3 separate regions of the Homo sapiens genome follow, and regions 1 and 3 are each linked to region 2. The links are chromatin loops, found by intact Hi-C in ENCODE. Cell type or tissue: MCF 10A. All regions are shown on one strand. Links, peaks and the distances in the headings refer to the core of each region. The heading gives the core; the rest is flanking DNA. Region 1 overlaps LOC105372896 (a long non-coding RNA gene). Region 2 overlaps PLXNA2 (plexin A2). Region 3 has its middle 15 kb from the start of LINC02769.

Region 1 (10,335 bases), core at 2,169-7,168, 1.2 Mb after region 2:
GAACCCGGAAGATAAATCTTTTTGACTTGTATTTAACTGGTAGATTGTATAAGCAATAAAGAGTACATGAGCAATAGCTGCATAATTACATTTTATGAATAGCAGAAACCTGTAAGGGATGTGGAGAGATTTAATTGACATTTAACAAGATAACTACAGCAAATTAATTAGGAATTATCTGCTAAAATATGAATTAACTTCTAATAATATTTTAACCAGCTACTCAGTGATGCTAGTGTCTTCTTATTGTTGCTAAAATACCTAAATAAAATATCCTGCTAGTTAATACGATAGTGCTAATTTGTCTCCCAAATAATCAATCAAGTTTTATTGAGATTTATTGTGTAGCCAGGACATATTAGAGTATAAAAAGAGGTATGGCATGTGGTTTCCCCTGTCGTGAGACTCACAGTGGGGAGTTCTGGGGAAGAACCCAGCACAAGTGACTGTTAGGAGCAACCTAACTTTAATGTGTTTGCAAAACCTGACTCACTTTGTCTCTTGAAGCCTCAGTTTTCTCATCTATAGAATGGGAAATGTGTCTCTCTAACTCAAGGTTTGTGGTAAAAATGCCTCAGTGCCTGCTACATGAGAATTGCTCAATAAATATTGGCTTAGTTCTAACTTACTATATGATCCTGAGAAGAAAACAGAATCAACAAATGCAATCCACACACAGACAAAAAGAAGGATTCCTGGATTGTTTCATGAAACAGAGTTTGCACACCTAGACACTGGAATAACCTAATGCCCATAAAAGAGGTAATGGTTAAATAAGTGGTTATTCATACTACAGAGCCGTCCACATCAGATAACCAGTGTGAGGCTCCTCCAAGTAGGCTAACATGGATAGATGTTCAACAAGTTTACAAAATGTAAATATATGATGCCATTGATATTTTTAATTGGCACGTACAACATAAATTCTACAGATACTTAATGAGCATATATAAATATATATGAAAATGTAAAAAAAAAAAAAGCCATACCTGGAAGTATACTCCTCAAGCACTGAGCCATGCTACCTGGGCAAGGGGGAAGGAGGAAGATTGGAGGAACTGATAAAGGGGACTTTAGTCTTCTCTATAAGTTTATTTTTAAAGAACATTATATCACTTGTGTAATTAAAATTTAAATTACAAAGAAGAAATGGGATCAGAATGCAGATAAAGTGGGAGTGGTTTGGAGGGCTATGCGGGGTGGTAGATGCCAGCGGGGAAAGGGGAAAGTAGAGAACACGCACAGAGTCCTCCAGCTTTCATTACACACCTGCTGAATGCACGTGCAAAGGGGGATGGTGGAACATCACGGAGCTGGAGGGCAGGCAGGGGCCTGCTGGCTGAAGCTGGAAAATAGCATAATGGTTGAATAGACTGAAAAGGAGCACAATACGGAATCCAGGCTGAGAAGCTTGTACCTGGGGAGCAGGCAGTGGGAAGTATCTGTGGGGTCTGGAGCAAGGGAAGGTTGAGGCACAAGGAGTATTTTAAAAGATTGATTTGACAAAAGATAGGTGAGAAACAGGGAGCCTCCCGAAGGCTGTTGAAGGCACCTGGACATGCAGCTTGAAACACCTGAGCTGTGGGGATGCAGAGAGAAGAGTAAACCTGAAAGACAGCTGAGAGCAAACCATGGCAGGAACTGATGAAGGGGAGGGGTGTGGTCAAGATCAGCTCAAACCGTCTAGCCCAGGAGCCCCGAGGAACAGGGAGTGGTACCTCAGAATGTAGCGTTCTAGGCCATAGTTGGACATCTGGGTGGAAATGTCCAGTTGTTGAGTTGCATGCAGAGGAAGGTCTTCTAGTTTCCTTCTGAGAGGGATTAGCTGAAGCCACGAGAGTGTACAAACTCCCCAGCAATGTGAGTGATGTCAATGTGGAGAGGGAAAGACAGAGTCAAGAACTGAAGGAGGAGAACCCACTTGCTCAGAAGTTCAGCACTGGCATTTGAGTCTCCTCCATCAGATGCTATTTACTAGGTGCAGGTGCCACTGAAAGAATTTTATTTATTTATTTATTTACTTATTTATTTTGAGACAAGCTCTTGCTCTGTCACCCAGGCTGGAATGCAGTGGCACAATCTTGGCTCACTGCAAACTCCGGCTCCCAGGTTTAAGTGATTCTCCTGCCTCACCCTCCCGAGTAGCTGGGATTTCAGGCGCGCGCCACTGCATCTGGCTAATTTTTGTATTTTTAGTAGAGACAGTTTTGCCATGTTAGCCAGGCTGGTCTTGAACTCCTGACCTCAAGCGATCTGCCTGCCTCGGCCTCCCAAAGTGCTGGGATTACAGGCGTGAGCCACTGTGCCCGGCCTAAAAGAATTTTATATCTACACCAGGGAGGCCTCTTTCTTTCTTAAGAAATAATTTTTAAAACTAAGGGAGGCCCACAAAGCTATGTGCATTATATTGTAAGAATGCTTTTCCCTGGCAGTCTGCATTCCACTGCACTTTCCTGTTTGAATAAGCCGAGAGCTGTGACACAGAAATGACTGCTGTTTGCACTGGCTGGGCTCTCCAGGAAGGCTTCTCTCCTTTCCTTTGGAAGCGGTTACTGACTAAATGATGATTCTTTGCAGTGGTCATGAGCCTTGCAGTGATCCTCTTGCCTCAGCCTCCCAAAGCGCTGGGATTACAGGCATGAGTCACCATGCCTGGCCCTTTTTTAATCCATTTTGACCTCATGCATCCCTTCCAAGAAGAAAAAAGAGGAGAGTTATGCCTATTTTTTCCCCTCTAGGTTTTTTCATTTGTGAAAAAAGTAGAGTAAGTTATTTTGCCAAGATTGCTTGGTAACTGATTGAAAGAAATAACAAATACCTGAGGAAAGTAACAGACACTTACTAATTGCCAAGCACTGTGCAAAGAATTGTATCTGCATCATCTCATTTATGATTATCCCCTTTATAAAGAGGTCACTGAAGCTTCCTAGGACAAACAGGAGGGAGCAGAGCCAGCACTAAAGCCCAGGTGGTCTGACAACAGAGTCCCTCCTGCTTAACCACGCACTACATATAATAAGGAGGCAGCTTTCATTCTTTTATAATTTAGATTTTTTTGGTTGACCTTTTGTACTAGTCTGTGTTCTTCAGAGAAATAGACCAATAGGATATGTATGTGCATGTGTGTAAAATACGTATTATATATATATTATATGTAATATACATTATAATTCTATATATTATGATATACAGCTAATTGTTATTTTATATATATTATATATTCATATGTATAATATATTATATATTCATATATATTACATATTCATATGTATAATATATATTATATATTCATATGTATAATATATATTATATGTTATATATTCATATGTATAATACATATTATATATTGTATATTCATATGTATAGTATATATTACATATAAATAAAATAAGAAATTAGCTCATGCAACTATGGAGGCTAAGTCCCAAGATCTGGAGTGGCAAGCTGCCCCAGGAGAGCCCATGTTGTAAGTTCCAATCCAAATGCCAGCAGCCTCAAGACCCAGGAATAGCCAATGTTTTAGTCTGAATCCAACATCAGGAAACAAATGATGTCCCAGCTCAAAGGCAGTCAGGCAGGCAGGGGGAATTCTCTCTTACTCTAGGCAGGGTCAGCCTTTTTGTTCTATTCAAGCCTTCAACAGATCAGATGGGGCTAGCACACATTAGCAAGGACAATCTGCTTCCCTCAGTCTACCGATTCAAATGTTAATCTCTTTCAGAAACACCTTTACAGACACACTCATAATAATATGTGACCAGGTGTCTAGGCACCCCACAGTCCAGTCAAGTGGACAGATGAAATTAACCATCATATCCATATTGTTCCCTAGAGCTACTTTGATGGATAGGGGCTATGAATTTGTTTGTTCGGATTTTTTTTTTTTTTGGTCTCTTCTCTCTGAATTCCTCTTCTTAGAAAGAAAAGTCACCATGAGCAGACAGAGAAGAAACTCATGCCACCTTCATTTGGCGACCAGTTCCCAGAAGTCGTCTGGCAGAGACCATGTGATCTTCTTTCAGGGCTGTGCCAGGGAGACCCCTCTACTGGATGGGAGCCTAGGCTACAGGGTCAAGAATTGTCCAACTCTGAGAGTCTGTGTACCTTGATAAATTTGCTCTTTCTGTGTCCTTTTCTTCTTATTTTATGTGAAGGAAGCTTCAGAGCTCAGTGATGGTGAGGCATTTGTTTTGGCTATTCAACTTCTTCCCCAAACTGGAAGGGTATTTTTTAAGGGTGTAGTAAAGTGCAGTCTAAGAATACAGCCTTTGTCATTAGTCAGAACCGAAGCTAAATTTCAGCTCTGCCAACTGCTAGGTATGTGAGTGAGTTCCTTAATCTCTGTAATACTCACAGGATTGTTGCAGATCGAAGTGTTAATGTATAAGAAGCAAGCACTTATGATGGTGCCTGCCAGGTGGTTAGCATCAAATAAGTCTTCACTGGTACTGTTATAACAGAAGGCAGGCTCATTTCACCTGTATCAGTCACTGCCTACAGCCAATAATCAGGCCAAGAGGTCCTTTGTTGCCACCTAGTGGCCATTAATTGCACTACACCACATAGCTAAACCTAACTAAATGCAAATACAAATGCAACTTAGGTGTCTAAATGAAAGAAAAGGCAGGGTAAGATTACGTACGAGTGAAACTACCACCTTCACCCTAGGAAGCTTGATTTTTAGCCTTCTGCTGCTTGGTGACAGGAGCTGCCTCCTCAAGAAAGCACTGATGCATGCACAACGAGATGAAGAACATTTTTTGTTATAAATTGGAAAGTTTATTTTATTATTTTTTTAGAATCTATTTACAAGATTAGTAAAATGTATGGAAAGGTGGGTAGAGAGATAAGCATGTGTTCGGATTAAATAGACCACAGGCCAATGCAGCATGGAAGAAAAGACTTCAGTGACGGATTGTCTGGAGCCCACACAGGGGTTTTCAATAAAATCCAGGCCAAAGTGCCTTGGGCACACTGTGTTGAAGGTTTTAGCAAACTCGAGCAGAGAGCAAGCTTCCAACTCACCTCACTTCCTTCCTCCCTTGCTCCCAAGCTCCACAGAGACATCGTTTAGGGAGAAAATAGTTAGGTAGTCTCCTTCCATTTCTCCAAATGTCAAAGTGAAGTCCAACAGAAAGCAATTAACAGATGTCTGCCCAGCAGAGAGTGTGGGAGTACCAGTCAGCAATGAGCACAAGGCATATCTTAGCATATCACAGGGTGGCCCCATTTACTCCCCATTAACCAGCTAAAAATAGCCTCTCTACTTCCTCAGCTTTCTGTCTTTATTAGAATCAGTCCCAACAGTTTAGCTCTTTCCCCCTGAAAGCTTCCTTAAACAAGTGGCAAGTGAGAGAACTAAATGTGGACTCCGCTCAGGTGCAAATTTCCCCAGGGAATTTCTAGCCCCTCCCTGCAGGTAACCCACCACCAACTATTCCTAAAATCTTACCCCAGGCCCCACTCAGCCAGCCCCCATACCAGAGGCAGGATAATAACCAAACTGTCCCTGGAGAGGGACCAGAGTTGGTTGTCGGGGAGAGATTATATGTGGTTAGATAGCAAGATCTTATTTGTGACATTAAATGAGCAAACCATAAAGCATCTAAAATGATTAATTTCTCACTGGCGCTGTCAGTGAGCTGTCATCAACTGACAGTTATGTCATAAGTGTCATTTTTAATGTCACAAGTCTATTCCCCATCAATGTCATTAAACAATTATGTTTGGTTTATAAAAAGAAAGGGGGAGGGAGGGGGGATGCGTGGAAAGCCATATGTAATGCTTAAGCAATTATATACTTTGCTGTTCCTGGATGGCAGTCCCCGCCAACAATTAAATCTTACTTGATTTGTTCATTTAGGAGGCAAATTATCAATTATTTGGAGGCGTCAGCCTGGGTAATTTTTTCCTCTCCACTGGCAGCAGCCACGGTGCCCTGCCAGGATTGATATCAACAGGATGGAGACAGAGCTTTGATAATGAGCCCTCTCAGAGCCTGAGACTGCAGCTCTGCTCTCTCTTTTTTTGTGCTAGGACTGTTGTGTTTTCTTTGTCAGTGTTTGGCATATGGGTGAGACGGCTAATTTTGCGAGCTGTTTAAATGGAGATAGATCTTCTAATAAGTATGCTTCCTCCTCCTTCCTTTTAAACATTTTGGTAAATATAACCTGTTAGGCAGCTCCTCACTTCTTCTCTTCTACCTTGGTTTTTCTTCATGCTAGTTATGCCGGGGCCACATTGCTCAACTCCCACTCCTGCCCCAGGTATCTGCTACGCATCTGTTTCAATGGATATGTTCACCAGAACAGCAATACCAATGACCCTTTCTGATTACTCTGTAGCATCAATGGAGAAACAGATGTATGTGGTGGGGAGGAGTCTAGCCTGGGTGAAGATTTAAGACCAGACTTTGTGAGAATGAAAAAGTGAAAGGCAGGAGGACACTCTTGCATTCTACAAAGGGATCCCTTTCTGCACTAGGGTTTCTGGGGTCAGGCCTAGAAAGAGTAGGTTTCTTTCTAAAGCGTTAAGGAGCAGGCCAGGGAGGGCCTGAAACATTTATTAAAAAAGAGACCCTTATATAGAATGCCGTCTGGGCAATTGTCATTTACACCTTGAGTCCTCATATAGATCTGACCCTTTCCTGGTGGATTCCAGAAACCGGTACATAACTGTACTTGGTTCAGTTTTATGACTTTGGCTTCTTGTTGGCATCTGGGGTGGACATCTGTTGTTTTTGCCTGCCAGCATCTTTGCTCTTCTGTAAAGAAGACTCCTGATTTTCCTGGCGGAATCATTTCTTGCTTACTCTCAGACCATGTACTTTGGGTGTGGTTGGCCCCACTCCAGGCTTCAGGGGTGAACAACTGGCTAAGGCATGATCCATAAAGACATCCTATTCCCCTGGCCACAGTAATTAGTTCAGAGAAGGAACATGGCTCAAATTGATCCAATGGGAGCCCACCTGGAACTTTTCCTGGTACTAGTGAGATGGAGTTTGAGTCTGGAAATGCTGGGGGCTCTCTTGCCACTACAAGCAAAAGTGTGTCTGAAACTGAAGCTAATACAGAGAAGAGCAAAGATGTGTCATTCCAGGTGGCATTGGAACACCAGGTGGCATTGGAGCCTCCAGTGTGCCTGCAGTCAGTGTAATCCTGGGCTTTTTAATGAGATCAACCAATAAACTTCCTTTTCACTTAAGCTTGGTCAAGATAGGTTTCTACCCCTTGTAATCAGGAAAATCCTGACTAATTCAGATTTTCCTTCATTCTCAGTTCTCCGGTTCTTCCTTCTTGCATTTATGGCCAGTTTGTCTGCGAATGTCTGTCTCTATTATTACTCATATAATGGCTTCCATTTTGTTTTATTGTTGTAGCTTCATTTTGGTTGGATAGATTGTCCAAACTCTCTCCCCACCTCCATCTATTGACCTAATGGTGGTGGAGGGTTCTGGATGGGGAATTACCAGCCTGCTAGCTTTTTGAAATCGTATCCTGGCGTTTAGAAGCTTTTTGCACTGGCTGGCTGGATTGAAACCAACTCTTTGAATTTAACACTGAATGTGGCTAAGACACATGTAAATATTACTCAAGAGTCCCTTACAATCTTAGCAATAATTAAATGAAGAAAGATGAAAGGGAGGAAAGAAGGAAGAAGAGGAATGGCAGAGTAGGGCACAGACCCCCATCTCTTGCCCCCATATCCCATGTAAACACAGTGTCGTGATGTCACACTGCCATTTCCTGAGGCCACAAATGCGTAAGACCTTTTAAGCCACTGGGCTATGCACAGTGTGGGAACCTGGCCAATGCTTCCATCTTAAGCATTATCCAGCTTGCAGTGGCCATGCCTCAAGTTCTCACTCTTATTTTTTCAAATATTCTTTCCCTGCTTAGCCCCATCCATTGAATAACAGTTTCTCTCCATCCCCAACTTCTCCAATTCTCTGGCTATGTCACATCACATCACCTCCTTCCTACCATTGTCCCATACTCTCTGCCTCAAGCTCCAGGGAGTCTCCAGTCCTTAGGGACATTATTTATAAAACCACTCATTTACACTTAACATACAGAGGCTTACTGGTATCCACTTTAAGGTGAAGTGGAAAGATAGCCACTTAGAAATGAAGAGGGTGGTTTATTGCACCTGGCATAGCATTTGGATGTGGTCTACTCACTGCCAAAGAGAAACCTGGCAAAAAGTGGAAAATTGAATCCTGTTTTGTTCACACACCACTCATGCCAAAGATGTTCCGCTGAATTGACAGGCTTTCCGACTCAATCGATTGGCTCTTTTTGTCATCTGGTAGACTCAGAAACAGTTCTCCCTTGAGCTCTTTAGTTTGCAAAAGATAAATACACACTGACTTGAAAGAACAATGGAGTAGAATAAACATGTGTGTCCTCTAGCTGCATTTTGCAAGCAGAATAGGAGAAAGAAAAGAAGAGAGAAAAAAATGGGTAGGGTGGCAGAAAGAGCTGGGGGCTGGAGGGGGAGATGGAGAGAAAGAGAGAGAGAGAATGACACCTGATGGCAAATCTGCCTAGACCGCCCCAGCTGTGCTATGCTGGAAGTGTAGGTTTGCCCTACCCCAGCAGCTGTAGCTAGGGCCCAGGTGTTTCTGGAACATTGACGTGATTCTGTGGTTGATATCAGAACTAATGCCAGGGGAAAAAAAATCTAAATTACATTTAAAAGGAATCCACCTTTTTATCTTTTAACCTTAGGCCTTCCCCAGCCATGCAGAAAAATCAATCTTGGCTAATCCACTGACCAAGAAAAAGGGAAAAGAACAGAAGAAAACGTTGCTTTAAACAGCTACTTGATGTTTAAAGAGTTATCAGAGGGAAGGTGATCCGAGAGCTCACCAGCAGAAACAAAGGCTCAAAGGGCTGAATCGAGCGGCTTCTTATCCATATCCTCTGGCTGCTCAATAGCTGGGGAGTCAAGGATAGACTTACCTCACATCTTACCTTATAGATCTTTGTTGTTGTGGTGGATTTGTTTTTTTTGTTTTTTCAGCAATATCTTCATATATGTACTCTTTTTTTTTATTGTACTTTAAGTTCTAAGGTACATGTGCACAATGTGCAGGTTTGTTACCTATGTATACATGTGCCATGTTGGTGTGCTGCACCCATTAACTCGTCATTTACATTAGGTATATCTCCTAAGGCTATCCCTCCCCCCTCCCCCCACCCCACGACAGGCCCTGGTGTGTGATGTTCCCCACCCTGTGTCCAAGTGTTCTCATTGTTCAATTCCCACCTATGAGTGAGAACACACGGTGTTTGGTTTTCTGTCCTTGCAATAGTTTGCTGAGAATGATGGTTTCCAGCTTCATCCATGTCCCTACAAAGGACAGGAACTCATCCTTTTTTATGGCTGCATAGTATTCCATGGTGTATATGTGCCACATTTTCTTAATCCAGTCTATCATTGATGGACATTTGGGTTGGTTCCAAGTCTTTGCTATTGTGAATAGTGCCGCAATAAACATATGTGTGCATGTGTCTTTATAGCAGCATGATTTATAATCCTTTGGGTATATACTCAGTAATGGGATGGCTGGGTCAAATGGTATTTCTACCTTATAGATCTTAAACCAACAGCAGCCATGCTTTCTTGACATTTCTTTGCTGAGAGCTGGAAAAACTGGTTTCTTCACTATTCATGATACAATATAGCCAACTATATGATCGTTAGGTAGGCATTAACTGCAGAAATCAAGATGGAGTTATTTCTACCTATGATATAATAAAGAATCCATCTAATCTTTGTCCCCCAGTTCCTGGCACAGAACTTCAAAAACGCTTGGAATTTCCTAAGTGATAGGAGTGTCTTGTTATTCACAAAGAGTCCTTTTGATCATATTTGAGTTTATGTTAATAAGATGACTCATGGTGGGGGTCTTAGTTTCAAGAGAGGGGCTGGCCACTCCAGAAACACCAAGCACATGATTTAGAGAGTGGAACTTATGGGCCTATCCCCAAACACCAGAGAGAGAAGAGAGATTGGATATTGAGTTCAATCACATGAATAATGATGCAATCAATTATGTCTACTTAATGAAACCCCAGATAAAAACTGATCAACAGATCATCAAGTGAGAGCACCCTCTCTCACTGATGTACCCTGACTCCATGGGGACAGAAGCTCCTGTCCTTGGACCCTTCTAGATCTTGCTTTATGTATCTCTTTATCTGGCTGTTTATTTATATCCTTTATAATAAGACAGGAATTGTAAGCATCATGCCTTTTGAGGTCTGTGAGGCATTCTAGCAAATTATTCAACCTCAGGATGAATGATTGGGGTTTCTCATAAGAGAAACC
Region 2 (10,335 bases), core at 2,561-7,560:
TAAGGGCAAAAGAAACCAGACAAGAAATCATCAAAGTGAATAGATTTAAGGATCACAGGCACTTCATTTAGTTTCAGCGTTCGATGAACGGATTGACTGGTCTTTTCCTCCCTGTGATGGTTAATTTTATGTATCAACTTGGCTAGACTACAGTGCCCAGTTTTTTGATCAAATACCAGTCTAGATGTTTCTACGAAGGTATTTTTTAGATGTGATTAATATTTACAATCTGTAGACTTTGAGTAAAGCAGTTCACCCTCTAAAATGTGAGTGGGCCTCATCAACAGTTGAAGACCTTAAGGGAAAAAGACTGAAGTTTCCCGAAGAAGAAATTCTCCCTCTAGACTGCTTTTGTACTCAAGGCTGCATCATCAACTTTTGCAGGAATTTTTAGCCAGCCTGACCTGCAGATTTCAGACTTGCTAGCTCCCATGATTGCATGAGCCAATTCTTTAAAATCTCCACCCCCTTACACACACACACACACACACACACACACACACACACACACACACACACACACCCTATTGGTTTACTGGTTTTGTTTCTCTGGAAAACCCTGACTAATACACTTACCTAAAACCAGCTCAGTGTGGAGGTGCCCAGACTCCTCCTGAGGGGAGATAGGTGAATCCCCCTCTCAGGTCTGGTGAGTGCTCCAGCCCGTTTCCTACTCCACTTCCTTGACTTCTTGCTGGGAATAGTCCTTCTGGGGTCCTTCTGTGCCCTCTGCCTCCAGCCTCTTTGCTCCCCTCTGTTGCTGTTATCCTCTGCCTGTGGGCTGGCCCTGCCCTCTGGCTCTCAGGGTGAAGAACTACCTTTCCTAGTAGGCCCCAAATCCTTTTCAGACCCTTGATCTGGGCATGCTTTCAGGAGGCCATCAACAGACTCTTGTAGCCAACTGAGCCCTGTCTGTGGCCTTAGCACATGGAAATTAGGCTTGATCCACTTCTGTCTGCCACTTCCCATTTACCTATAGCATGTTCACTGGCAGGTTCATAGCTGGTTCTGCCATTGGGTGAAACCTTGATTCATCTTCTATTTTCCTATGTTAGCATCCATGACTAGTCTCCTAAGGACTTAACTCTCAGGCACCAACTTTCATCTCCAAAACTTCTATTAATTCAACTTCTTCCCACAGTCAGATGGAGATGCTCATCAATTCCTGCCTGTAGGTCCTCCTGGGCTGCCTGTAAAAGAAGGATGTATGGTGGCTGGGTGCAGTGGCTGAAGCCTGTAATCCCAGCACTTTGGGAGACCGAGGCGGGCGGATCATGAGGTCAGGAGATCGGGACCATCCTGGCTAACATGGTGAAACCCCGTCTCTACTAAAAATACAAAAAAATACAAAAAATTAGCCGGGCGTGCTGGCGGGTGCCTGTAGTCCCAGCTACTCAGGAGGCTGAGGCAGGAGAATGGCGTGAACCCAGGAGGTGGAGCTTGCAGTGAGCCGAGATCACGCCACAGCACTCCAGCCTGGGTGACACAGCAAGACTCCATCTCAAAAAAAAAAAAAAAAAAAAGAAGGATGTATGGTTCATTCTCTCTCCTGCTCATTTACCTATTGTAATACTTAGTCCATTACATACATTACCTTATTTAACCCATATAAAAACCTTATTGGATGCATATTATTATCCTCATTTTATTGATTTGAAAATTGATGCACAGAGAGGTTATATAACTTGCCCCAGACCATACAGCTTGAGGATGGAATTCAACCCGAGGCAATCGGAATCCAAAGCTTATGCTCTTAGCAGGGGATACATGAAACCTAGCAATTAGAAAGGAGTAGGGGTGAGGAATCAAGATAAATGAGACAGAGACATAAAGCAAAGCCAGGAATAAGATGAATGCAATTACATGCAGTAGAAATTTCTGTGCATGTGCTTTGGTGGGCTGCTCATTTGGCTGCTGACAGGTGGAAGCCTCCTCTGTCTTTCAGCTCACTTGCTGAGCTGAGATGTTTGGCAGCTCGTGGTGTTGATATGATCAAGCGCAGACAATCAGCAGCACCCATCTCCCTAAATTCTCTTGAGTGTCTTATCATGCAGGTTTTACCCTCAAATTGAGGAAAATAGGTCTCTGAGAATTCTACTGACACAGTTTGGCAAAATTATTTTGCATTTGTGGTAAAAATGAGATAGAAATACCCCTAATAAAAGGGATGAATCTTTTTCTTATAGAATAATGATTTGGTATTGGCATTAGAGTGTAAACCCAGGGAAAGCTGCAACTTCAGGACTTAGCTTTTCCCTCCCTTTGTGTTCCTAATAGTACCTAGTCTAGTGTCATGCTCATAGCAAGTGAGGAAGAGATATCAATTGCATTGAACAAACATGACTATTGGTGAATGAGGAAGAGTGTCTCCATAGGATCTTCTTGTTACAAGAGGAAGGATCCATTTCTGGGGTGGACTTCCAAGTATTCAATGGTTCTAGAGCTAATGAAAGGTAGTGTGGAAAGTGCAGTGGAAAAAGCCTGTGCAATGTGAAGTCTGGAATCAGACCTCTGTGGCTCTACCACTTTGTAACTGTGCAGTCTTAAGTAAGTCCCTTAACCTCTCTGAATCTCAGACTAAAAAATGGAAAACTCTTATCATGTGAGCATGAGAAGCCTACAAGGGAGGATGTTCCAGAGCCTGGCATTTGGTAGGTGGTTCCCAAGTTCCATTCATTCCATCATCTGTTTATTCAGAACATACTCAAGGGGCATCTGCTGTGGGCCAGGGTCTGTGCTCTGTTCTGGGAATACGACAGTGAACAAGACAGACCACCTGGTAGCTTCCATCCTCTTCCTTTGCTTCCTTGCCAGAGGATGGTAGTTTCTGCAGCAGGTATTTAATAATAGGGATACCCTAAGTCCAAGTTGTTGAGGGGACAGATGGCGGTGGGGTGAGGGGAGCAGCAAGAAGATTGGAGAAAACTCAGGGAAGTAAGGATCCTGTACTGAGAAACGTCCTCCTCTGTCCAAATTTCCCTGTATCCCAGCCTCTTGTGAAGCCAGGAGCCCAGTCAGGCAGTGACAGAGGCAAGACTCATCTAACTGCTCTGTCCCACATTGGAGCTCACCAGGGCCATATTGTTGCTTTTACTGAGAAAAGACACATTTTTCACTGCTAGACACTCGAGTGCCTCCAGGGTTCTAGGTTTGCATTTCAGAGAGAAGAGGAGGATGGTTTAAAGTTAGTAAAAAGCTCTGGTGCACTCCCCAGGCCCAAGGGTGCACTCCCCAGGCCTGAGGCCCACTGTGTTGTTGAAAATGACACACTAATTACATGCAGACCTCAGCACTGCACTCTTCTCCTCTCCTCCTGACTCCTCATGGTGTTATGTTTGCATTTTTCTCACCCTCAGGACCAGCTTTTGCATCTCTCCATTCCATCTGGGAAGGGTGTGTGTGTGTACATGTGTGCGGTGTGGATGGGGGACCCACAAACACTGTGAACTCAGAGGCTGCTAAGTCGGGACTAACAATCTTCCCAATTATGATCTCTTTGAAGCTGTAAGCACACACTATGTTTACCAACATGCACTTGTTTACATGTTTTGTTTTACAAGTCCCAGGCCCCATTCTCCCTTGTGTGTTGGCTGTCCATGTTAGACTGGAGGCACTCTGAAGGCAGGGCCTGCACCTCATCCTTCAGGAGGCTCTACTCTTAGTGCCTGGTATAAGGTTGAAGACCCAGAACTCTCCTGGTCCCATTATCATGGAAATAGTGAGCAGCAGTTTGCTTGCATGCTCAGTTGAGATGTCAGATGGATACTTGAGTTATTCTCATCTATTTCTCTTACCAGAGAGAAGAAGTGTCACCCACACATGTTGGAACACCAGAACGTAAAATAGATGAAAGTACAGAGGAGGGGAGGAGGCATGACCTCCTAGGGTTAAGGGACCCCTAAGGATTAGGAGTCCTAAGATCAATTCCCTACCTCTCAGGCTTACTGTGGAATTGTGATGTTTCTGCTGCCTCTGGACTTTGTCTGCCCAGCTACTGTTCTCCCCTAGGCAGGGCCCGCCTTCTTGTCTTACCTGCACTGGATCTAAAAGCACACACTATCTGGCATCTTTCCCTTTATTTACCTTTAATCCTTTAACTGAAAATGACCAAAAAAAAGCAACCATAAAACCCCTTCTCAAGGCATGGTGAAACATTCCTTTTTAAGCAAGCCTATGCTTTTCACTACACTAAAAGGTTGATGAGGACAAGGATCATGTCTTTCTCACTTATTATGTTATCCCCCAGCACTTACCACAGTGCCAGGCCGTGCTTAATACGTTTTGTACAAGCACAAGAATGCACTTTGTATACATGAATGTACAAACACATGAAGAACATGTATTAAGCATGGAGGCAGAGGAGGATCTCATTCTTCTGAGACCTCCCTTCTCTCCTGGGAAGGGGTCCTAACTCATGGAGTACACTAGCTGCCTCCAGTTGGAGGAAAGCTGTATTCTGAGGTCTTGGGGCTAGGGGGCAGTGTTCACCTGCTGGTATAAGCCACGGTATCTCGTGTGTGTGTGTGTGTGTGTGTGTGTGTGTGTGTGTGTGTGTGTGTGTGTGTGTGTGTGTTATGTTGATGATGATGACTGGTACATTAATAAGCTCTGGCTCCAGAGAGAATTCTAAAACTCCCTCAAAACAACTTAGCTCATATTTCCATGAGTACCATTCTTAAATATGCCCTTAAAATGTTATTCTGCATATATGCTGCTGAACAATCGGGTTTATTTAAAGATTTAAGGTTTTTTTAATTCAGTAAACTTTATTTATATATAACAACAGTACAAATTGTGTCCTCAGCTTGCAAAATAGGAGTGTTTCATATTTACAATAGGTACACAATAATATATTAGAATAACAAAAAACCCCACTTTATTGGAACATTTTAAATACTTAATTTTCTTACAGTTTTTATTCCACAACACCTGTAAAAACAACAAAACCAGACAACCATCATTGTATTTTCTTAAAAATATATATAATACAGATTCCAGTGTGTCAAGAGGAGTGGGTTTGAGCAGGAAAAGTTGTGGGGAAAGGCAGGTGGGCTCCGGCCCCTAGTCTCATGGGATAGAGAGCTTGTCCCTTCTGCCCTTACACACGCAAGAATATCTGTTCTGTTTGGGGGGAGTATTTCCATTCTGCCTGCCACCTTCCATGCCAAGATGAAGGCCAAATAAGTCAAAGTGAGGACTTTGAAATGCAGAAGATGTTTCCTACCTTCCTTGAGGCCAGGGTAGGAGGGAGCAGGCTGCACTGCAGCAGAAAGAAGACAGCTCAGGCTGAAGGGAGAGCTTCTCTGCTGTGAGAAGAATGAGATGTGGGTGTCCACGAGAGGCTGAGGAATCTCCAGTTTGCTTATTGGGTGGAGGCCCTGTATGCCAAGCAGTGGCTGTGATCGTGTCTCAGGACTTTCCCTAGCACTAGTTAGAAAATACCAAGAGTGAAACTTTATCCCTCATTCATGGGGATCACTGAGCTCCAGATACTAAAACGTCACACTTCAGGGAAACTAGGGAAGAGAGACTGAGTTATGGAAAGGATGCTACCATTTTTCTCAAAGCATGTTCCTGAGACAAGGCGTCGGAAGGCCCTGAAGTTCATCTCCCAAGTTCCCCGTCGATCTGCTCCCACAGCCCTGTGTCTGTGAAGCCACTTTGCATTTTCTCACCCACTGAGCCTCCTGAGTCTCAATTCTTTTCTCTCTGTGCCCAGGCCCCAGGAGTCTCATGCAAGACACAGCGTGGCTGGGAAAAAAAGACGGCCTCTCCTGGAGCAGCTGCTGGATCAGTATTTACCAGGAGCAGGTTAATGGGGGCAGGCGTGGCAACCGGGATGCACCTGGAGATTTATCAGCCAGAAGCTTTCAAATGCTCCCTATTTGTTCTGCCCAGGCCATTCTTCGTCCAGCACTCATCCATTGCTTCTGTTTCACGCTCAGCAGGGCCAGGGGTCTTGACTGCTATTTCCTGTCCTCATTTGGTGGAACTGAAGGAAGGTCAGAAGCTCAAGCAGCAGGTGAAGTGCAGCCAGAAGAGATGGTGGCAGTAGAAACAAGAGCAGCTCTCATCGCTGGGGGAATGGCCCCAGAATAAGGTAAGGCAGCTGGGTTGGTCTGCTTTCTTCCTTTGCTGGACCACTTTTCCTACAAAACTGGTACCCTGTGCCACTAGGGGAGGAGAACTGTTGCCTGCTAAGTTGGTGGCAGGAACCAGCTTCCTGAAGGATATAAATTCGCTGGAAGAAAGACCTTGGTTTTGTTCCGTGCTGTTTTCCCATCTCTAGAGCAGTGGCTGGCAGACAGTGGCTACTCAAGAAGGTTCCCAGATGAATGAATGCAGGAAACAGTTCCCTCCTCCAATGAGATTAACAGCTGATCCATGCTTTTAATGACTGAACTCTGTAAAGAGGGGAACCCTCTGCCAATGGGGGATCAAAATGGTTTTGAGAGCCCTGCTGTGGAGAGAGGTAGGACAGCAAGCACAGAAGCACCTGACCCCATGCAGAGGACGGGAGGCAGCAGCAGGGGCCAGCTGGAGGGAGTGCTCTCCATTGCCCATTAGCATCCTCTGTCTTGCCAAGCACCCTTCTGGGGTCCTCTTCCTTTTCCAGAGCATTGTCTCTTGTGCAGATCAATGAAACGAAGCGAAGCTGGATAGACTTTGGAGAGAGACTTCCCTCTCTGCCTCCCCCAAGATGAATGGCTTCTTGTGGAGAGGAGCTGTGGCTTTAACACTTCATCCTTACCCAAGGTCAAAATATCCTCAAATTGGATAACAGGGAGAAGAGAGGCCAACCAACTCCCTCTTTTTCTCATCCAAAGGGTGTGGACTTCATTGGTTCTTGGTGGCCCAAAGCGAAGAGGTGTGGAGGAGGAACAGGTGGGCAGCTGGAAAGGGGGCAGGGCCTTATAACCTTTCACCCTCATGGCGTGGCTTGAGTCCAGCTTTTTCCCTTTTCTTAATTCCTTCCTTAAGGATGCCCCAGGCTACTTCCTTTGTCAGCCCAAGTTCCCCAAGTCTCTCATGGAATCCTGAGAAATGTGGCCAAACCACTCACAGCCAGCTCCGGCTCTTCACTCTCCACCCTCCAATTGGCCATTGCCCCATCATTCTCCACGCTCTCCACAAACCTTCAAGGAAACGCCCCAGGGGCAGTGAATCGTCTCCAAAAGTAACTGCTGGGAGATGCCAGGTAGATGCATTGAGTTAAGGGCTGGTAGAGATGCTACTGAGATGTCCGACTGCCTTTAACTTCTTGGTGGAGCAAAGCCTGGATGCCAGTCTGAGCAGCCATGCGGCCAGAAAATCTTCACCCAAACAGAGCTCAGAAGTTAGATGGGGTGGGCTGAACTTTTTTACAGGTAGCATAAGGTCTCCTGGTCACACTCTTCTTACCTATATCTCCTTTCCTTTTATCTCCATAAATTATGGGCTCTGCGCTGATAAGCTTTGAGTGCTATGAAGAGCAAACACTTTGGCTTAGTGCGGAAGGCCAGTCATTAGTATTTCCTTCAGGCTACTAATAGGGCCTGAGAAACTTTAAAGAAGTGGATTTTCAAAAGAAAGTGGCCTTGGCATGGCTGGTTGTGAATTATAATGAAAACAGCAAGTTTCCTGAGTATTTTGCTGAATGCTTTTCTCTTCCCATTTGTCAGCCGCATTCAGGCAAGAAACTAGAGCTGGGGAGACCGGGCAACGTCTGCTGTGTGGTTAGACAGCGATCCAAAGCTACACGCCAAGGATGGAAGCCAGACCTCTGCGCTCCCCTCCCCCAGCCCTCTCCTGGGAATCACATGTGGTCAGCAGGGCCTTTGGAAATTGGAACCACTTGGAGGTAAAGCAGGGCACGGAGAAGCTGGAGCCCAGAGTTAATAACAGAGAAAATGACCCTGGTCTAGTCTCTCTTGGAGGAGCTGGTCTAGCTTCCCAGCATCATAGCCTAGGATTCCTGACCCTTTGAAAAGTGAGGAAGGGCAGCTTGTTCCTCTTTGTCTTCCCCAGTCCCACACCTTTGCTTCCACTTGTCCTCCTACCCCCTGACTCCAGTGCTGCTTGCAGAACAGTTGGAGCTGGCTGCTCGGATCCAAGGTAATGTGGGAGGCCTGGACACTCTGATGGCTATCCTGGCCACCAAGGTCCTGACACTCACAGAGCGCCTTTCCTCTCGATGACTCCCACTGGCTTCTATGGGGCCTTTGGACCTGGGCATGGAGCTTTGGTCTCTTTGTTTGGAATCTACACTCAGGAGAATTGGTTATCCATAGTTTTAGGCATCATCAGAAGAGACAGAGAAGGAAAGTCCAGTGAGAAGTCATCCACTTGTCCTTCACACTCACAAGTCCGTGAGAGGCAGAAAGAGAGGCAGAAGGTAGTAACGTGGGCATGCCACAGTCATTTCTACTGAGGAAGTGCTGTAGGCCCAGATGGTCAGGAGCTTCCGTATATGAGCGAAGGGTGGTCTCCCCTCTCCAGGCACGAGAGAATGAAAGAAAGAAAGCATAATAATAAATACTGCAGCTTCTGTAACCTATGCTCTTCAAGTATTGCTTGCTGTAAACAGTGTTTGATTTTTGTTTTCTTTTTAATTGCCAGGGACCACTGGATGATTGGAGTGAACTCCAAAGTCAAACACCTATGTCTCCAAATCAACTTTCAAATGGAACCTCGTGGAGGCCTGGCCCACACACCTCCAGGCCGTTTCCCCAGGGTGCCTGGTTTATGACAGGGATTGATATGAGGCAGGGCTGCCAGGTGTCTGGTCTGGGAGAGGCCCACCTCACCCCACTTCTCATAGTAACTTTAGGGAAATTGAAAGGAAACATATCAAAGACCAGCTCCTCATTTGTTGAGGTTTAGGATTAAATAAAACAAAACAAAAAACAGTAGCAAAAAGCATTGGTACTATCTAGGTACACATCTCCTCTCAAAAGATGAGAATATACAGGTGTGTGGTAGATAAAGCTCAGTTTCCAGTCAGCCAGGGTGAGCTCTTGATGGCTTTGCAATTTGTGCAAAGTTCTGGAAGTTCCATACTCCTCTGGCTGCCGGGATAATTCCAGGTTTTACTGGCCTCTGTTTTTGCGAAGTGTTTGGTGCATACTTGTGCTCATCATTCTTCTTCTCCTCTTTCTCTTTTTTTTTTTTTTTTTAATTTCAAGGAAAAGGAGACAGTCATTTTCTCTCCAATGTCTCTCAGCATCTCTGCTTTCTCTGGCATTTGGAAATAGGCATTATATAAAGAAGGAGGAATGGGAGAAAAGATGGAAGGGAGACAGAAATCAGAATTAAACAAAAGTTGGACGGGATTAACAGGGCGGCTTTTTGTTTTATTTCTGTTTTTTTCCCTTTTTCTTAAAAAAATTAAATAAAGTTCTCATTATTTCCCCAATATACATCAAATGAGTTTTCATGCAAAGCAGCAGTCACAGAGGCAGAACTGTCCCCAGCTCGTGCCTCTCGGCTTGAAGAACCACCTTCTCCCGGCCCCGGGTTCTCTGGTGTTCTCACTGAGGATGGACGACGCCCACTGTCTCTCCCAGCTGGAACTGGCTATGACGAAACTTGGCTGGCGTAGGGAGAGGAGTCCTCCCCTCTCCCCAGGATGGGGTCTCAGGGGACAGCAAGCTCTGGGGCCTGATCCCCATCACTTGTCCTTCCATCTGAGACTCCCAGTGTGACAGCTTGGACAGGTCCCTCTTCCCAGGAATGCGAGGCTCCTCCTCTCAGCTCTCAATGGACATGGCATTAATGAGCTGCTCCACCTTATAAGCCAGCCGCTGCCGCCGTGCCTGCTCATCCTGCTCTAGGGCCCCGATGAGCTGAGGAGCAAAAACAAAGGCAGGAAGACTTCAGGACTCAGAATAGAAGACACCATTTTCTGGAGTCGTTCCCTCTTTGCCCTCTGTCTACCTTTCCATTCTGCCTTCATGCACATAACCTTAAATAATTTAAATGATTAACTGAATGAATACATGCACACACACCTATATATATGTATGTATGTATGGTGTTTCAAACATTCTCTGGCATAGGAAGTGCTATGCAAGTGTTAATTATTGCTACTACTACTACTACTTTCACGTTCAATGCTAAAGAAGCTTTGTGAGTTTTCCAAAGGTATCCTAATCAATCTCTATTCATATTAGGGTCCACCTGTCTATCTGAAATGTAACTGACAGGATCTGCCCGAATGCAAAGAATAGTTTGATTCATTAAGAGAGAATGAAATTAATTATACCATACTTTGAACTGAAAAACAAATGATTAAAAGTGTTATTTATTGTGTTAACAATGAGTGAAAGACAATGAAGTGTATAAAGCCTTCAGTGA
Region 3 (10,335 bases), core at 2,892-7,891, 630 kb after region 2:
CTCTCTCCCTCTTCCTACACAACACACACACACACACACACACACACACACACACACACACACACACACACACACACACCCTAGCAACAATAAAAAGAAGAAACAGGCAAATAAGATATCCTCCATCTGTCCCAGGGAGCCAGCCTCTTGCCCTGTGTAATTTTCCTCTTTGCTGTCATCAGAAACCTCTTCCTCGGCCCCTGAAGATTCACACATCTCATCTGTTAACTTATAGGCAATGTCAATAAAGATATGTAATTTCTTAGAGAATCCTAGGCATTTGTACCTACCAATCAGCAGCTCCTCCATGAATTGAATGGAATGAGGCTTCAGTTTGATGGGAATCAGATATATTTTTAGTTTGTGGTGGGGGAAGGGGACTGAAGGGGGTAACCAGAGAAGAATGGAAAAAGCCCAACCCTATTTCATTAAATCTTCATGAATATGCAAAAGAGGAGTAATTGCCCTCTTCAAAAACTAATCATTCTGAATTTTACAAGCTGAATTATAAAACCTGACACACATATTTTTCTCTTTTATTATATTTGTAAGCACTACTCCTTCTGCAAAGAAAATCAAGTCCTATTTTTATCAGTTGCCTCCATCTCCCCTTTTTTTTGCTCCCGACCCTGTTTCTCCCTCCCTTTTGCTGAATGCTGCAGCATTGCCATGTGTATTAATTGCCCTGTGAAATGCACTTGAAGTCATTAGAATTTCCCATTCAAAACTGTTATCTTGTGCCATTATGCCTTTGCATTATATTTATTTAAATGTGCCTCTTCTGAGTTAGCTCATTTTTAACAGCTAGCCATGCCTGAAATATTGTTCCCATCCAAGCTGCTCTCGTATCATTTTTCTCTCTTCTATGGAAGAGATGTCTGCACTCTACCCTTCTGCCTTGACAGGCACAGCTTTGTGGGAAGGCAGACGTTGGTTGTGTGTAACAGGCTTCCTTGAGAAGGAATCCCAAGCTCGGGATATTTCTGCAATGAGGGAACCCCAGGGTCTGGATTAGATATATCCTTCCCAAGAGCAGGTTGCCTATTATCTGTCATATTTGATCTTCATTTATTCTAGAGCATTGACTGAAGAAATGGAGAAATCAAACCCAAGCTTCTAGTATGTTCTTTGCCTTTTGCTCTGAAGAATGCAACAGCGATGCCAATTATCACAGGTGTGACTTCCCAGGCACCATCCAATATCCACATGGTAATCTTACCTTGAGGAGAAGTAATGAATTAAATGGCCATGCAAATTCCCTCCCAGATGTGGGCTTCTTGGGGCTATAGGGAAATTCTGATATCACTTCTCTGACACTGAACTTTTTTTTTTCCCTACTAAGACTTTCCCTACTGTGAAAAGGAATAGCTGTTCCTATTTATCAAATGGACCTTTCTATTTTCACTTGTCTACTAGAGAATTGGCTTCCATTCCCATCTTCTCTCCAGTCAGAGGAGAAAACATACTTGATATGGTTTCACTGTGTCCCCACCCAAATCTCTTCTTGAATTGTAGCTCCCAAATTTCCCACATGTTGTGGGAGGGACCAAGTGGGAGATAATTGAATCGTGGGAGATAATTGAATTGTAGGGGCAGTTTTCCCAGTATTGTTCTTGTGGTAGTGAATAAGTCTGAGAAGATCTGATGGTTTTATAAGAGGTTTCCCCTTTCCCTTGGCTCTCATTCCCTCTCATCTTCTGCCATGTAAGACATGCCTTTCACCTTCCACCATGATTGTGAGGCCTCCCCAGTTATGTGGAACTGTTAGTCCATTAAGCCTCTTTTTTTTTTTTTTAAATAAATTACCCAGTCTCAGGTATGTTTTTACCAGCAGCATGAGAACAGACTGATACAATACTTTATTCAATAACTGAGCTTAGAAAGTATTATTCTTACATGTTTGTACCCCAGAAAGAATTCCACTGGGTAGCTTTTGCTGCTAAGCTCATGGGATCTCTATGTCACATCTGTGTAAAGCATGAAACCAATAACACAGCATCTCCCTAAGTGTGGTCTCACAGAGTTCTTATTTTACCCTTATTATAACATTTTACTTATGAGAAAATTGGAATAAAGAGACTTGACTAAAGTTTACTATCTAGTGAGTGGTGGAGAATGAATTTGAGCTCAGGTTCATTCTGGATTCTTTTTTCTTTCTATGACACCAAGCTGCCAACAGTAGAAATAAAATCAATGTGTAGACATAAATAGTTGGTAGAGAAAATCAAGAACAACATTATGATTGGGTTGGTCAGAAGTTTGACCTGGAGATTAGGAGGAGTGCTTTATGATATGAGGAGCAGGATAAATAAGTTTATCCTTCTGTAAAAAACAGAAAGTTGAGACCTCAGCACTCTTAGGATTCTTGCAAGGCTTCAATAAGGTAAGTTTAGGCAAAAGCTTTTGTGAGCTATGATGAAAGCTGCACGTGTGCAGAAATGTTAACCTTTTTGTTCACTGATGAATCCCAAGTACCTAGAATGTTGTCTGGGTAAATTCTTTTAAAAAGTCTTCAGTTGAATGAGTATGTGACATTATTATTATTGTCAGTACCCTTGGAGGTTCCCTTGATGTTATTATTAGTAAAGCATCAGACACCTGAGCTGGGAGTCTCAAAATCTAAGGGACTAGTCAGCCTACCAACATCACTGTCTGTGAACCAGCTCTGAACACCTCTTGCCTACGTGCAATAGAGAGACCTGGCAGACGAGGGGACTCTGTAATTACTCTAGGGTACTTAAGACTAATGAACAGGTAAGGCCAGCACAAATAAAGGTGTTAAGATATATGTTGGCCTTCCATTAACCCATTCGATCTCTCACATCAGTCAGTCTAATTAGACAGTGGAGACTTGTGCCAGTGGAGACTTATACTTCCTGAATTCTAAGAAGAAAAGGAAGTAACTGGGAATTGAGGAGTGCAGGGAATTGATTGAAATTCCCCTATGAAAAAGGCACCAGGCATCCTACGTGAACCTTTGCACATAGGCTCTGGGTTAGGGTTGGGCATCATAGTGGTTGTCTGCCTGCCCCATGGTGTTATAAGCAGGCTGGGGCATAGGAAAATGAGGTTGAGAATATACTGCATGTTGTAGTTGGTGTACCTCATAACCTCAATACTGACAGAAACTACCATACAGTCTAGTTCTGTCTCTTGGATTTCTTTTTTCTTGTTAGGGAATGATAAGAGAAAATACCTTGTGGAGGTTACATCTGGCTTGATTTCCTCCTAAGGACTCATCTGGCACAACTAGCAGCCTCTTGCTGAAAGGAGAAATATCCCTTCCTAACTTTCATGTGGAGGACCTCAGCACATCCACAGTAGAGAGCTCAGGAAAGATGCTGTGTTGGTCCTGAGAGGTTTGCACCCCCATCTGGCTTGAATCTCTGAAAACTTCCTGTCCAGCCCTATCCCTTAGGAAAATAGAGAGGGCTTTCTCTTATAAATATATTTTTTAAACAAGTAACATCCAGAAAAAGCAAACCCATCCTTCGCTTGCTATGTCAGCCCACAAGTCAAGACCTCCATCAACAATGCCTTCTTTCTAAAACAACCAAACCACAGAAGATTGCTTCTCTTTCAGAGGATGTCCTGTGATTGTGTAAGCGGCTAAAGGCTGCTGTACTTGAACGTCCAAGTACCAAGAGATGTAGCAGGGAGGGATGACAGGCAGCTTGGGCTAGGGTAGGAGTAGGTGAGGCAATACCTGAGAAATTCTGTGAGAAATTGGAGCCTCTGTAGAGAGGGTGTGGCTGAGGGAGTGGATGGGGTAGAACGCGTTTTTACTTTTCAAACACTTTTTAAAAAATTCTACTGTCAGATGACCCTATTCATTAATTCATTTTCTCCCTGAAGACTATTGAATATTTAAGCCAGGAACCTGAGATGTACCCAGCGATTTCATATCAGGTTATATCCGGCTTAATTTCCTCTTACAAGGACTCTTCTGACACAACCAGCAGCCTCTTCCGTATTCCTGGATGGCCCCATCGTTCACTGCCACAGGGACCCAGCAACCCCCTCCTCTCTGCAGCCAGTCCATATCAAGCCGACTTCTTTTCTTCCCACCGAGAAGATTTGTTATTCTCATGTACGGAGAGGGAATTTAGAGATGAATTTGCAGGTGGAAGAAACTCTCTCCTGACTCAAAAATACTTATGTAAAATTGGCTCCAAACACTAAGCCAATTTTTGTGCAAGGGCTGGGGTTTGAGCCTGGTGAAAAACCAGTCTCTTTTTTCTTTTTTTTCTTTTTTTTTTTGAGATGGAGTCTCTTTCTGTCGCCCAGACTGGAGTGCAGTGGCGCCATCTCGGCTCACTGCAAGCTCCGCCTCCCGGGTCCACGCCATTCTCCCGCCTCAGCCTCCCGAGTAGCTGGAACTACAGGCGCCCGCCACCACGCCCGGCTATTTTTTTATTATTATTTTTTTAGTAGAGACGGGGTTTCACTCAACACTTCCATGTCTTTTCCTAGAGTCAGTAAACAGTTGATCGCAAGTGGGAAGGTAAGGGCTGAGGGCCTGACTCCTAGCTCCTACTTCATGGCTCACTAGCTGAGTGATTTTGCTCAAGAAGCCTAAATTATGACTGATCATCTCGTCTTTAAAAAAGAGATAATGATGTTACAAAATTCACAGGGCCGATGTGAGAATTAAACGTGATAATATTTGTAAAAGTGTTTTATACAACACCATAAGCATAAGACATATTATTCGTGCTGGCTGGAGGCAGATGTCTTGACAGAAAATCTCTGGAGGTTGCTCCCAATATAAACATTCTATGATTCTTCCGGCCATTTAGTCAGAGTGGAGACAAATGGCTGCAGCTGCTACCCTTAGCAACCGGCCTTCTTCGCTGTAGGCTGCTGTTTGTCACAGTGACCACTAGGTGTCACCTCCTTTTAAAATCTCTCCCCCTTTCCCAAGCGAATCTAGATCCTTTCAGAAGCAAAAGGCATTGAAGACGGGGTTTAGTCAAGACTGGGGGAACTTGGAGTACTGTCTCCTCCACAGTGACAGAGGTCTTTTGCAAGGATCAAAAGGACTCTTGAATTTAAGAAACATGGATGCATTCAACACACCACCCTTTCTTGCTTGTTCTCAGCTCTCTCTCAGTACTAGTGAGATTAGACTGTTAATTCAAGTCTGTCCAGAAAAAAACTGTGGAACCATTTTGAGGGGTCTGGGAGAAGAAAACTCGCAGCTTTATCTGAACTCCTTGAGAAGAGAACAGTATGAGGAAAAGCACCTGCAAAGCCCCCTTTCTTTTTCCATAACTAGAAATGTGTCTAATCTCACTGCCAGGACCTGTTTATCAACAAGCTCCTACTCAGATTCCCTCACAACATGCCACTAGCCTGAGCTCAGAGCAAGCAATTTGGTTAAAAAGGCCATTGAGCTCTAAGGGTTTTCACTCCAAGTCAGACAGAAGGAGGCTTCAAGAGGTTCTAAAAAGAACTCTGGACTAAGAATGGGGATACTGAGGCTTTAGGCTTCAAGAGGTTCTAGAAAAAACACTGTGCTGGCGATGGGGATACTGAGGCATTGGTCCAGGCAGTCCACATGCTAGCCGCACCACCTCGGGTGAAATCACTCTTCCCCTCTGCATGTATTTCCTTCTCTGTAAAGGTAAAGATTTGAGTAAGAGGATAATTAAAATCTCCTTCAGAGGCTAAAATTCTATAAAATCACAGAGTTACGTGTGTGGGTAATGTGTCAGATACATAACATTGACATTCATCTGCTTGTTGCCTTGTCAGGACACTTGATGAGGATTCTTGCCAGTTTAAGAAACATGCATCCATTTACTTACTAAACCCCATTCTTTCCCAAGGAGTTCAGATAAAGCCATTAGTTTTCTCTTCCTGAAGCCTTCAGAATGGTTCAGTGGTTTTTCTGGAAAGATTACAACAGACAGTGATGAAAATCCACTCGTGTTCTTATTACTCAGAGGACAAGCCAAAAAGAGCGGTATGTTTAATTTATGCATGTTTCTTAAATTCAAAAGTCCTTTCATCCTTGCTAGTCTTTGCGTGTGCACTATAAACTCCTGAAGGCAGAGGCCACGTCTTCAGTCTATCCTCCTTCCTCTTCCCCCTCCATATAGACTCAATCCAGGGCTCTGTACTCTGCAGTTGTGCAGTAAATACAAATGACTCACTGACATCAATTACAGGGGAAGAAAAGACTTAGTCTAGATGAAAAGTTCTAGAGTATTCAGGTTTAGTATAATATATCAATAATAATGGCTAATCTTTATTTAACACTAATTGATAAGCAAAATAAGGACAGAGATTTGTCATCTGCATTGTTAATTGCTGTATCCAAGAGGCTATAACAGAATAATGCTTGGGACATCTAAGGCATTTGCTAAATATTTGTTAAATAAATAAATGAATGAATATTTACCATGGGTATGTTTTACACATTGCCTTGAGAGGCATTACTATTATTTTCATCCATATTAGGGGGGAAAGAACTGAAACTAAGAATATAAAAGTAACCTGCCAATTCTCATACCTACCGTGGGCAGCAGTGGGATTCATACCAGCTTGTCTGGTCCCCAAATCTACCTTATATATAAAGCTCAACACTATGAAAACAACTTATCATTTCCTTTGATAACATATCTGAGGTGAGAATATATACTTTTCTTTTGTGATGCATTAATAATTGTTTTCCCTCAAAAGAAGAGGATAGGAAAAGATGTTTTCCCAGGTCCCTAACTCCACAGAGTGAAGAGGGGAAACCTTCCATTTCTCTGGAAAGGAAGGTTCAGGAGGAGTCAATTTACAAATCTGGCACTAGGTGGCGAAAAGCAGATTAGCGTATGTGTCACTAAGGACCTGTACTAGGATTAAGCACGGATTAAGTGCTTTGTGTGTGTTGGTGAAAGGATGAATAGGGAAACCCTGGAGGCATTCATAAGAAAAAGAACTTTGGCTTATAAGAAGAGGATTGGAAATTGCCATGATGGAAGAACCCAGGCATGATTCATTTTCTTTCTATAATTCATGTGCTTGTTCTGTAGATATCTGTTGAACACCTATTTATGTCATTATTTTTCTCAGTGCTGGGGATACAGGAGTGAACAAGACAAACATCCCTGCCCATATTATGGAGCTTATGCACTCCTGGCACACCATGGATCCTAAGCAAACTCATATTTCTCCCTTAGTCCTGCTAACCAGGGTTCAGAGAACCTACTGAAGGCTTTGCAGAGATCTTCCCAAACCTGAAAATGAAAATCATAAGAGTTGAGTTATTTTTTCTTAATTATTTCCGATATATTAAACTTCCATAAACACATACACCCTTATTTCATCGCACCTCTTTCCCCATAACTCCCAAAAGTTATGTACATCCTGATTTTATTCTACATCTTTTTTCTAGTCTTCCCAAGGCTGGGGGAAATGGACCCTGTGAAGCACAAGAATGCATAAACTAAATCAGATATTGTAAGATTATTTTATCAATGTTAACTGGCATGAGGAGAGTAATCCTGTACTCGCTGCCAATACTCTTCAAGAAACTGTAAACCTGGTACTGAAAGAGACCTTAGAGATGGTGGATTTTAACTCTTCTATTTTACAAACGGGTCTACTGAAGCCTGGAGAGGGAACATGACTACCTTATGAAGGTCACAGAGACAGTTTGAGTAATAGGCCTGTATCTCAGGTCTCATGTTACCTAATCCAGAATGACACAATTGCAAGGCTCCCAGTGGAGACACAAAGACAGGAAGAAACTTCAGGGGGAGAAAGCAATGTGGAAGTCCTCAAGCATGCTGGATATTAACTGTATGATTTGCCACAGCTTAAATTGATTCTTCCATTAAAATAGGCATTGAGTATGCCCATGACATCTGTTCCCAGGGCTCTCCACTTTTACCCAGCAGGACAATAAGACTTCAAATATGTCAGTAGGTATCCACTGTCCTCATCATCACATGCCTAGGCCGTTAGCACCACCTCCGGGAGTGTCTCAAAGCTTCCCACCTCTCTCTCCGTACTTGGACGAAGTTAATTTTCCAAGCCCACCAGTTAGCCATTCTCCTTCTTCACACCCATGAAGATACTATGTTGTCTCTCAAATCAAATACAGCCTTCAGAGTCTGACATCAAAGGGCTGGCTCAGAGTAAGCATCCATGGTCAAATACCTTCCTGTCAGGTACCAGACACAGGCTTCATGTCAGCAAGTTGCCTTTAATTTGCCCCCAAGCCCTATGAGTTCAGTGTGAGCTGTGAGTGCTCTTTGCCAAGTATATCCAGCTCTTCTCCTTCTGAACGAATACAAGATTGTACTTCCCTGAATCCCTTGAAGTAAAGCACGAATGATTAGAGAAGACCAAGCGCGTGGTTCACAAAGCATCCTACCCCTTTGACAAGGATAGGCTTGAAACAGGAGAGGAAAAGTAACCTTTTAGAAGCCACAGAGATGTAGGGGATTGTTCCTGCAGTATATTCTATTCCAGCCTATCCTGACTAATTCAGCTGTTCTTATTAACCCCATTTTACAAAGCAGGACACTGAGGCTCACAAAGGTCTTATAAGTTGCTCCATTTATGCATCTGGCAATTAACAGAATGAAGTTTTAACTTTGAGCCCTGGCATGCCTGATTTCACAGCTTGTGATCTATGGACCACAAAGAGGTGTCTACCCATCTAGGCTGGGGCTCACAATTGGTCCCTCTGCCTTTAATCTCTTATGCTTCCAATATTGTATATTCAAATATTTATTGTTGTCTTTTCTAAGTACCACTTTGATCATGTTTTTCACAGAGAAACTTCCAAGGCTTTCTTTTGCCTATATAATTAAAGGAAGAAAGTAATAGGAAGCCTGATACAAGATCCTTCCTTTCAAAAACATCTGCTTGCTGCTCCCCTGACTGCCTGGACTCTGACATCACCTGTGAGGTTGTACCAATCAGGATGAGCTGAAAGAAGGGACGGGACAGTGCTGTAGATTTCCTTGCCTCTGGCTCCAGGGATCCTGTGGATGAAACAGATCTTTGGGAGTTATTTTATTTTCTATGCCGATACTCACTCTTCAGAATATATCAAGAGAAGCCATCTCCACCTCATTGTAGGGTAGATCAACTCTGGAATTTTCTCAGACTCCTTCATTGCCCTAAGAATTGTTCTCTTTTCTATTTCTCATGAGACTAGAGATGACCCAGCTCTCACATGCAAAGAAGTGCCAAAAAGACAGATCAAATATACTTGGAAAGATTCCACCATGCAACCATATGCCCTAGGTTAGGTTCTGATTTCCCAAGGCACCTGCCTGCTCCCTCGAACTATTTCTCGGCATTGATATTTACAGAAAAATAATAAACATAATCCACATTGGCGCACATATTGATCCCCAGATTTCACTGACATTTACGGATAAATGATGGATTGCCTTTTTTGTGAGGCTAGCTGAGCTGGCCTACGTGGCCTGTACATAATTTACTTTTGATTAAAGGAGTGCTTCAACATCGAGATTCTGTTTGGGAGCATGAGGCAGGATCGATGCATTTATGACACAAACTTTCAAACAATGTACTCTGAGCGAGAAGTCTCTGCACTCAATTCATCTCAGATTTAGTTGGTGGGAGGGAAGGGAGAAGAAAGAGGAAAGGCCTGGCATTTCTAAGAGTTTGTCATGGGGTAACGTTCAAGAGTCTGAAAATAAAGTGGCTTTGTTTTCTGTGGCTTTGGGTCTATGCCATCATCAGGGAAGAGTGATAGAAGGGATTTCAAGGGTCCAGGATCACTCCCAAAGACCCCTAGAGAAATAGGAAGAAACAGTGACACCAGTTATTAGGAAGGACAGGCCTTCCAAGAAAACTGGGAATTTTCTTATCCAGTGTTTTGCCTGTTTTTGCCCATCCTGCAAAGGCAAAATTTCACTTGCAGACTATATCGGTTGATCTCAAATGCTGGAAGCTGAATGCTTTTAGATAGATGGGGTGTGCATGCTCTGTTTTGCCACATTCCACACTATCCCTTGTTACATCACAACTGGCCTGTTTTAGTAACCTTTGCTTCTGCCTTATCCCCAAGGTAATTCATGTTGCCACTCCTGCTCAAGTTACTCTGGTTTGGTGTTCTTTTTACTTTTCTCTTAAAGACAAGGCCTCCCTATGTTGCTCAGGGTGCTCTCGAATTCCTGGGCTCAAGTGATCCTCCTCCTCAGCCCCCAGGATAGCTGGGACTGCAGGCATATGCTACTACGCTTGGCTTGGTGATTTTTTTTTTTTTTCTGAATGTGCTAGTCCAGAATGATGTCTCCATTTTCTTCATGATTACATTTGGTTGGTTATAGAATGACAATTATTATAGCAAAATGT

What was found. A loop is a pair of places that touch in the nucleus more often than their neighbours do. Peaks named below come from ENCODE experiments on the same cell type or tissue, not always from the same donor. Only the 100,000 strongest peaks of a DNase experiment are listed, where the experiment ranks them.
Region 1: it touches region 2 in a loop (2.9-fold over the local background); 4 of 110 quality-filtered maps call a loop at or near these places.
Region 3: it touches region 2 in a loop (7-fold over the local background); 3 of 110 quality-filtered maps call a loop at or near these places.

What each region holds. Positions count from the first base shown.
Region 1 is chr1:209,244,322-209,254,656 of GRCh38, forward strand. All of the region lies in intron 2 of LOC105372896 (a long non-coding RNA gene), which reads right to left. Among named protein-coding and RNA genes, the nearest start is that of LINC01696, 76 kb to the right of the region's middle. In MCF 10A, for the core only: a CTCF peak has its summit at 4,540 (motif pointing left); a DNase peak (open chromatin) is centred at 4,530.
Region 2 is chr1:208,017,515-208,027,849 of GRCh38, forward strand. PLXNA2 (plexin A2) reads right to left here. Exons shown (of 32, transcript NM_025179.4): 32 at 4,728-9,824. The coding sequence ends at 9,729. Among named protein-coding and RNA genes, the nearest start is that of LINC02767, 64 kb to the left of the region's middle. In MCF 10A, for the core only: a CTCF peak has its summit at 4,456; a DNase peak (open chromatin) is centred at 4,497.
Region 3 is chr1:208,647,611-208,657,945 of GRCh38, forward strand. No RefSeq gene overlaps it. Among named protein-coding and RNA genes, the nearest start is that of LINC02769, 15 kb to the left of the region's middle. RefSeq lists a silencer at 4,749-4,935. In MCF 10A, for the core only: CTCF peaks have their summits at 4,878 (motif pointing right) and 6,783 (motif pointing right); DNase peaks (open chromatin) are centred at 4,891 and 6,801.